Regions from separate parts of the Homo sapiens genome. Here region 2 is linked to region 1. Evidence: chromatin loops called from intact Hi-C (ENCODE). Cell type or tissue: GM12878. All regions are shown on one strand.

Evidence for each region. A loop is a pair of places that touch in the nucleus more often than their neighbours do. Peaks named below come from ENCODE experiments on the same cell type or tissue, not always from the same donor. Only the 100,000 strongest peaks of a DNase experiment are listed, where the experiment ranks them.
Region 2: a loop joins it to region 1, with 2.3 times the contacts of the local background. A loop is called at or near these places in 1 of 110 quality-filtered maps.

Annotation. Positions count from the first base shown.
Region 1 is chr20:15,222,270-15,227,269 of GRCh38, forward strand. All of the region lies in intron 5 of MACROD2 (mono-ADP ribosylhydrolase 2), which reads left to right. Among named protein-coding and RNA genes, the nearest start is that of MACROD2-AS1, 300 kb to the left of the region's middle. In GM12878, no CTCF peak of the experiment used is centred here; no DNase peak of the experiment used is centred here; H3K27me3 peaks cover 169 bases.
Region 2 is chr20:14,630,527-14,635,526 of GRCh38, forward strand. All of the region lies in intron 4 of MACROD2 (mono-ADP ribosylhydrolase 2), which reads left to right. Among named protein-coding and RNA genes, the nearest start is that of MACROD2-IT1, 79 kb to the left of the region's middle. In GM12878, no CTCF peak of the experiment used is centred here; a DNase peak (open chromatin) is centred at 2,573; H3K27me3 peaks cover 120 bases.

The DNA of each region.
Region 1 (5,000 bases):
GATTGAAAAGGAACATCTTATAGACAATTGATTGTTTCTTGAAATATAATAAAAACAAACTTCGAAATGTGTATATGAAAACACTGACCTATGTGGAAAGAAGAGGCAGCATTTACTTTGTAATGCTATCAGGTGGTAATTCAATTTTCTGTTAACTGAACTTCAAGTATTCTGTTTCAGGTCATAGATTGGTGGTGCTTATATAAATTGGCCAGTAAGATTTACAAATAGTACCTTTAGTGCTCAGTTTTGTGGTTGTATCTCTAAAAAAGAAAATCAGTTTAATTCCATGCATTGGTTTTCTTCTTAAAATTCATGCAATTTGATATGATTGACAAGGCACAGCATTATTATGCAGTCTGTTAGAAGGACCGATTATGCTTATGAATACAAGAATGGAGTGAATGAAAGCAATGTGTAATTGATTCTACACTTGGTCTGACTGTTCATTAACAGTTTGAATGTAGCGCAGTTGCTTCTCAAATGGAAAATGATGAGAGCAACCTATCTGTGCTCTCTCATTTGTTTTAAAATTCATTATGCTAATATTTTTTCACAGAATGTTTTTGCTGCATTTGTTTTGCCAAGGATAAGTCTGATTGAATCTTTGTAAATAATTCTACTGCTTTCAATATTTATTTGGCATTTCAATCACATATTTTTCAATTTACACTTTTGGAAATGAAAGTAGGCTCTCCCCCACACCTCTTTCAAAGAAAACCTTATATCCTATCCTCCTTTTCTCTATAATTCAGACTAATTTCCCAGGATAAATAGGAGTGGGGGAGTGCAAAGTGGTGCGATAGTTATCTCTTCAGAACAAAGAAGCTGATTTACAGACTGATTGATTTCAGAAATAGATGAGCAAAAACAGATTCCATTTGTCTTGCCACACTTTAGTCTGATGAAGCACAAAAGGGCCTGCCATCTCATTTTCCATAGCTCTTCAAGAGGTTGCATTTGAAATGCTGATTAAATGTACAAATCGCATTGCTGTTTTCGTGGCTTTCCTGAGTGCTGTAGGAGAGGGCTTCAGTGCACAAAGGCTGCTTTTCCTTTCTTGAATGTGGAGCTGGACACTTTAGGGAAATAACATCACTTTCACCACTCATAGGAAGTTATGATGCTAATTCTGTGACAGCCATGTCTGCCCTTTCCTCTGTCCACAGGTTCCTGCCACATTATAAAACAAAAGAACTAAACCAGCACTGTGCCAGTCATTTCTATCTAGGGGCTACAATTACATTCATTATTCCCAAATTAGATTGTGTTTACAATTAATACTAATCTCATGTTTCAATCTTTGGCTACCTCAGATTTTTATTAAATTAGCAGTTGACTGATTGAGATAATAGGTCTGAGAACTCCATACTGGTAAAGTTTTAATCATCTCAGCCTTTTCTCTGATTTCTTATTTATCTGCCACCTGACTTTGTACTTGGGGCTCACCAAAATAAAGCGCCAACTGTCTGGGGAGTCCTGCATTATAGCTGTTTTAAGATATGTTCAAAATTTTTTTACTGCTCTTCCCATCAAGAGGTGAGGTCTAGGTCCTTCCATCTGAAAAAATATGAGATCTTTGTGACATTGGCAACCAGTAGAATATTGTGGTAGTGATGCTGTGTGACTCCCAAGCCTGTGTTATAAAAGGCAACATGGCGTCCACCTGCTGGTACACTTGCTCTTAGAGCCCTGAGTTGTCATTTAAGTTATCCAACTGCTCTGAGGCTGCTGTGCAGTGAGGAAACCCAAACTAGCCCACATGGAGAGTCCTTGAGACCACATGAAGAGAGAAAGATGTCAGTCCAGCCTTTGGCTCCCACAGTCCTCCACTGCTCCAGTGCCAGCCACCAGTTGACTACAACCAAATGAGAGACCCTAAGCCAAACCCCCTAGCCAAGCCATTGCAGAAGGTCTGACCCATAGAAGCCAAAAGAAATAATAGGATGGTGGTTGCTGTGTTAAACCACCACGTTTTGTGGTAATTTGTTGCATATTGCAACAAATCTAACCACAAAGCTAACCAGAATTTGCATGTATACAAGCATGAGGCTAAAGTAATGAGATTCATGACAAACATGCCAAAATGTATACATACAAATGTATGCCATTCATTTCTTTCCATAAGGAGTCACCTTGAGAGGAACTTACTCATAATCATATTGTCACTGTGATGTTGTCATTGTGATGCTGTCATTATCTCCCCACATTGATCTCTGACTTTGGGCACATTATTCTGTCTCTCTGGGTTGCTTGAAAAGTAGGCGTAGATTAAATTTTTACATAGTCTTTTCTTAATCTCTAAAAATTCTTGACAATTATTCAAAATTCTTTGGTTGTTGAGGTAACCAAAGGAGGAGATAACCAAAGGAGGAGCATAAGAAGTATGCTCTGGCCGGGTGTGGTGGCTCACGCCTTTAGTCCCAACACTTTGGGAGACCAAGGTGGGTGGATCACTTGAGGTCAGCCTGGCCAACATGGTAAGTTCGAGACCAGCCTGGCCAACATGGTAAAACCCTGTGTCTACTAAAAATACAAATATTAGCTTGGTGTGATGGTGCATGCCTGTAATCCCAGCTACTGAAGAGGCTGAGGCAGGAGAATTGCTTGAATCCAGGAAGCAGAGGTTGCAGTGAGCCAAGATTGCACCACTGCACTGCAGCCTGGGCAACAGAGCGAGACTTTGTCTTAAAAAAAAAAAAAAAAAAAAGTATGCTCCTATCCTACGTTACCACTTTAATATGTAAACTGATGTCACACTCAGTGTACATATTAAAATTATAGTAAAACTTTAATGGTTGATGCTGGCCATGTAGGAAAAAAATGCCCTCTTGTTCATCATTTAAACCCTATATTTATCTGAAAATAATTTTTTAATATAAAGAAATTATTGAGGCTAGGAAAATAAAAGAAAGATATACCTAGGGGAGTCATTCTGTTAAATTCCTTGAAATTATATCTATCTTTTTCTTTAAGAGTATTTTTATATGTGTAATGATATAAGCTCATCTTTGGAAAGCACATTAATGATCTTTACATTTTATAAGGACAGGGTAAATGGGATTCCAGAATATGGATTAATAAATCATATACTCTTTGTTTAAATGTTTTATTTAATTTTTGAATAGCTAATGTATTCACATAACTTGAACATCAAAAAATAAAAGCAGTGAAAAGTTTCCTCCCCATATTCCCTCCCCCATCTTCATAGTTTCTGTCACTCTTCTAGTAGGTAACCACTCTTATTAACTGCTAGTTTATCCTTCCAGAGATGTTTTATGCATGTAGCTAAAACAAACCTATATTCTTCCCTACATCGGTAGAGGAATTTTTTTTAACACTAATGTTAGTGTGCTTTTCTGAATTTTATTTTTATGTTGTAATGTGTCTTGGGTATCTTTCCATATGCATACATGAAGGCCTTCTTTGTCTATTTTACAGAAGCCTAGCATTTCATAGTATAAATGAACCATCGTTTTACTAACATTGTTTAGTCTGTCCCCTATGGTTGGACATTTAGCTGTTTCCCATCTTGCCTTATTATATACAATGTTTCAGGGAATGACCTGTGTAAATACTGTTCTGCATATGGGCGAGCATATTATCTTTAGGATATATTCCTAGGAATAGAACTGCTGGATCAAAAGGAGTCTACATTTGTAATTTTGTTAGATATGATTAAATCATTTTCTCTGGAGATAGTGCCAATTTGCACTTCGCTGTATAATCGTGTTTGGGAAACGTGAACCATGATTGATGCTCATTTATCTGGACAAAAATGAATTAAACTTCTTAGAATCTTTAGCTCAGTTCCTGATAGACGTGTACAGAAGGAGATGCACTTGAGAGCTGCAAAAAAAAATGTTATTCTGATTTATTCCTTCTTTTGACTTTGAATACTGAAGGCCAAAGAGGAGAGTGACTTGCAGAAGGTCACGTAGCTGATTAGTGACAGATCTGGGACTTACAACCTGTAGTCAGATCTTAGGATTGGTGTTCTTTCCACATGAGTAAAGAGATGGTAACTTTCTGTCATTCCTGCCTGTGTGCTGAGGACTCCTTGTACACTGCTGCTGTTGATGATGACATTTACCATTTCTTGAGCCTTCCTATGTATCAGACTTTGAATTTAATACTTCTATTTACATTATCTTATTTATACCAAGGGATTCAAAACCCATGTGCAAGATAAAGCATTGTCCATAGACTTTGCATCCATGTATATTACATATATATGTCCACTATGAAGATGCTACAGTGTTTAATAAAACATAAATCAATACAAATCATCATTAAAATTATAATAGCTGTTTGTCTCTAACATGTTCTCAATGGATTTTGAAACTATTGTGAAAAATTAGTCATATTTTGATATTAAAAAGAATTCTTATAGTCAAAAGCCTATGAGCTGCTTAACCATGTCTCAGATCACTTTTACCTGCCCAGATATTCTATTTTCCATCCCTCTCCATTATAAGGTTAGATATTAATAATGCTACACAACACAGAAGAGACCACAGAGATAATCTAAGCAGGAGATTTATTTTATAGGTAAGGAAAAAGGCAAGCACCACTGAAAATGATGGGTTTATCTAAGGCACTTGATGACTAAGGGGCTGGAGCTGGAATTCAAAGACAGGCCTCCTGACTGAATTTAACTACTCCACACTGAGAAAATGAGAAACTCAGTGTGGAGTAGTTACTCATAAGTACTATGGACAATTAAAATAATGAAGGAGATTTCCTGTCTAGCCTCATATTGATTCACCTCCAGCTTTGTGGATCTGAGAGGTCATCATGTTGGTCGATAATAACATTCGATCTTGGATGCTATAAATTTAATATAGAGCATAAATACAAAGATCAATATTTTAATGCTGAGGAGGCTCATTTATTGGCTGTTTATCCTCAGTCCTTTAAATGAAATGGAGAACTAAAGAAATGCAAGGAATAATTTTTCATAAATTTCATTTAAGTTTTATAGACGATGATGACTAAAG
Region 2 (5,000 bases), 590 kb before region 1:
AGGCTTTCCAAACAACGTAAATTATATATGCAGATTACTTCTAATTATAATGCCTTTCCTTCTAGATTATTGAACACTTACACAATAGGATTTTAATTGATTCTCACCAGCCTGCATCTCTAGTGTTTGATTAAAAATATGCCCATTGTCAAGAAAATAAATTCATTTAGGCATTTATAAGCATTTGTAGAAGATAGGTGAACAAAATTTAAATTAAAAAAATATAGTTATCTACATTTGAAAGAGTTCCTTATTATTTAATCCCTTTTGAAATATGCTTAGAATATCCTTTCAAGGAGATGATCTACAGATCTTTATTTGAATCTAACACTTTTAAACATTTTCCCTGATGTACAGATTCTTGAGTTTTGTTTTTGTTTTTGTTTTACATTTTGCCACTCAACAAGAACATAATTCACTTACAGAATTATTTTTGTGTGTCTGTAACAGCTGTGATTTTCCACCTTACTAAGCAGTTTGGAATTTATCAGTACATTTCTATTTGTCTTATTTTTTAAATTTTTAATATTTTTTAAAAGAATATATGGAATCGTTAAATGAAATTTACAAGAGTTCATTGCTTTGGACTGAGTTCCAGCACTAGGCCCAACAGACCAGACAAAACCAGAATGGAATCGCTGTGCCACATAATCAAACTGAACTTTGAAACAAGCCAGTTTTTCAAAAGAGGAGATTTACAGCAACCAATCAGAAGGGGCCCAGTTTACCTGAGCTGGCATGATAAGGAAGTCGTCTCTGTTTTAATTCCATAAGGAAAGTAACTTTGAAACAACCACTTCTCTTTTGTTCACGGTTTCTGCTTTTTCTTAGCCCTTTTCTGCCTATAAAGCCATACTCCTGATCAGTTCATTAGAACACTCATTCTGTTTTCTGGAATGAGATGTTGCCCGACTTTAGAATTCAATAAAAGCCTATTGGATCTTTAAATTTAAGAAAAACCGGGCCGGGCACGGTGGCTTACGCCTGTAATCCCAGCACTTTGGGAGGCCGAGGTGGGCAGATCACAAGGTCAGGAGATTGAGACCATCCTGGCTAACACCGTGAAACCCCGTCTCTACTAAAAATGAAAATAAAAAAATTAGCCAGGCATGGTGGCGGGCGCCTGTAGTCCCAGCTACTCAGGAGGCTGAGGCAGGAGAATGGCGTGAACCCAGGAGCGGAGGTTGCAGTGAGCCGAGATTGCGCCACTACACTCCAGCCTGGGCGACAGAGCGAGACTCCATCTCAAAAAAGAAAAAGAAAAAGAAAAACCAATTATATCTTTAAATTTGTTGTAATTTTGTCTTTTGACAGGATCTTTATGAAGTTACATGCCATTGACAATCTTTGCTGTGTTGTTGTAACTTCAGGTATGCTACTGCAATGAGCATGCCAGTTGGACTCTTAGACAATGGCCATCTGAGTAAGAAAAAATTTCAGTTGTTTTAAAAAATAAGTGTGGTATTCATTTTGTAATTTATTAAAATAACATTTGAATTTTCAAACTAGCTATTCCCTGAGATTCAGAAGTCTTTTTGCCTGCTTTTTTTTTTTAAGATGAAGTAATCTGGCTATAAGGAATATTGATTATATTAGTCTAAGGACACTTACAGAGAAAGTAAGCTTACTGTAGTGTGAATGATGCTTCTCTTTCTATTAAGGGTGGTCATTCTAAATATGACTGCATAAGGAATAATTCTGGCAAAAATCAGTCCTTCATTTTCTCTTAAGATATTTAGAATTTAATTTAAATATTATATGTCAAGGTTAAAAGTTAGAAACATGTAAGGAAATATTTAAGAACTTACAATATGAAAACCTGTTTTCTTTATGGAACTCTTTGGTTATATGATTGGATAGGTAAAAACAAATTTGTAAAATATGGTAGATATGGGAAATTGTCAATATATTTGTAATTCATGCAGCAAACATAATATTTAGGAAGTATGTTATTCTGTTTTCTTAAGTACATAATGATAAGGGTTCTTTTCTCCACCAAGCCCCTTTTCTACATTTGTGGTTTTCATTTTTGCTGTTTTTATGTTATTATTGATAGTATCTCAATACCAACCTGCTATTGTTAATTTGTGACATTCCTTATTTAGTCTGGAAAGTGGAAGGTAGTAGATAGTTAAAAGTTTTTGGTGTCTGATACAGAGATGTTTATTTAAAAGTATAGTAAACAAAATTAAATAAATTGAGATGTTTTTGAAACATGGCTTCTCTAACTCCGAAGAACTTTGTGACAAAAAATGATCTCTTATGATAATATTTTAATGTAAAATACAAGAAATTCTTTGAATTAAAAAACATTGTCTTGATTATCACCATTTAGGCATATATTGAAAGTTCTCATTTAAGTGGTAGAAATTATTTGAAATAGTGTTAGTTTCCTGTGGCTGCTGTAACAAACCACCACAAACCTGGTGATGTGAAACAACTGAAATTTTTTCTCTCACTGTTCTGGAGGTCAGAAGTCTGAAATCAGTGTCGCGGTGTGGAAGTCCAGATGTGGGGGAGCTCTGCTGCGTTCCCGCAGAGGCCCTGGAGAGGAACCTTTCTCTTTCCTCTTCCTGCCAGTAGTGGCCACTCGCCTTCTTTGGCCTGTGGTTGCATCACTCCAGTCTCTGCCTCTGTGGTCACGTTGCCTTCCCCTTATTTGTCTGGGTTGAATTTCCCCATGTGTCTTTTTTATAAAGACATTTGTGATTCATTTTAAGCCCATCTGGATAATCTAGAATAATTTCCCCATCTCAGAATTCTTAATCTCATTTGCTAAGACCCTTTTTCCACAGACGGTAACATTTACAGGTTGCAGGGGTATCTTTGGGGGCCATCATTCAGCCTACTCTGGTAATCTTTATTCATATTTAATCTTCTTCAAAGGAAATTGAAGCCAATGAGAAAAGCAGTTTCACTCAACTACTCTGAGTTGGTGATAAATAAAAAATCCCTATTTCTCCAACTGGTGTTGCATGTAAAGTTACCTGCTATATATTGCCACCTGGATGGGCTGCCTTCGCATGAACTAAATTCAAATAAACTTAAAAAAACCAAATTCATCATCTTTTTTCCTGAGGTAGCAACTCCTCTTGGCTCCGAATTCTCCTTTTAGAGTCACCATCATCCCAGTTATCGAGGCTTCCCTTGGCAGTCATCTCTGACTCTCGCTTCCTTCTCTCCCACATCCTGTCCTTAAACGACCTCCCTCTTGAGTTTTCACATACTTAAAACATCACCAGACACATAAGTCCATTGAAACCACCTCAGGCCTTTTTAATTTAAAGACTGGGGTATCATCATAGCCTCCTAACTGGCCACCTCATGTTAGTATTCCCCTATGGCATTCTCTCTTATAGCCACTGGGTTAATATTCCTGAAACACTACCATGGCCATCTAATTTTCCTGCATAGACATATTGTTTGGCTCCTTATTTCATCTGAAGTTAAATATAAACTCAGCCTGGCCTTGATTTATTTTGTAGCGTTATTTCTGATGCTCTCCTCACCTGACACTTTGGGTCCAGGAGCATTGCTCTCTTCACAGCCCCCTGGGCGTGCCATTTCCCACAACCCGCCACACCCCCACTTCTGACATGCCTTTTCCCACCTTGCCTTTCAAAAGTCTACTCACCTTTCAAGATCCATCTGAGATGTGGCCTGAAGTAGGACATTTCCCTCTCTCATTTCTAAGTAATGTCTGCCACATTACCAGCTTGAGTTACACTTTTCCATAAGCTTGTCATCCCTTTGGAGGATGGACACTGAATGAGCAAAGATGATGCCTTGTCCATTGTTAAATTTCTTCAGTGTTTTGCACAGAGTAAGCATTTAATAAGCATTTCTCAAATGAATTTTGTAAAGGCCACCACTGGAAGTAATTTGCTGTTTTCACATCGATTTGTATATTCCTCCTTTCCATGTGCTTCTTTGATCACATATTATTCATAAACCTTGTGACTGTTTTTCATGCCTAACATTTGGTCACAATTTTGGCTTTTTCCTTCTTATCCCTCCCCCCGCCCAACTGGAGTTTAATTTATTTTCCTATATGGTCCTGTCAGCAGAACTGTTCAGAGAATTTGGGCAAATCAGGACTTCCTGAGAGAGTTTTACTTGAATTGCCTGTAAGTCTGTAAATGTTGTGGGGCATAGAATGATAGGAAAGACCTCTGGTTTTCAATGCTGAAGGCTTTTTATTGTTAAGATATCCAAAATAGGCATAGCATGTTTAAAAGTAAAAACCCTGGACCTGCTCTCTCTCTTTCATCTGAAATTATGTGTTTGCCAGAGTATAATAGCTCTAGACAGGAAGTTATGCCCTCAGGGCATAATTCTTGCAAGGGAGAGAATAAAAAGTTTAGACTCATGTCACATCCTGAATCTCAATCCCTTCATGTCTGGGCAATCTGCAGGGAGAACTTTTGTTCTAGTCTTCTTTGCCAGAGAGAACTCTGGGGTTAGCATTTTAGTCCACAGTCCCCTGATGAATATTTATTGAGTGCAGAGTGCAATGAGGATATGGAGGTGAAGGTGGTGTGGCCTGTGTCTTCAAGGAGCGGTGTCCCTATAGTTGTCAGAAAGAAACTCCAGGAAAATCCTAAAGAGGGAGTTTAAAATTGCAGATATCACAGTTATACAATCAGTGTTGAATTATTTCCGTTTTCCTCATGATCAGAGGCCCCTGGAGAGGCACTCTGGCATTGTCCTAGTATTACTATCCTGTGGCTATTTCAATTATTGCTTGACTTCTTCCCAATGCTTTCACTCATCTTGTCATGGTTTGGGCTAGAGGTTCCTTCACTACACCCACTAGCAAAGGTGACAAAGCCAGATTTGTACCTAGAAAAGTCACTAAAATGCTCCATTTTCCAACTTTCCAAAAAGCAGCAATACTGATCATACTCATAAGTAAATAAAGCTCATTGATATTGAATTATCTCTACCCAAAAAGAATGTCCATCACAATAGTGTTCATAAATGAGAGGCCCTTCTTTGCA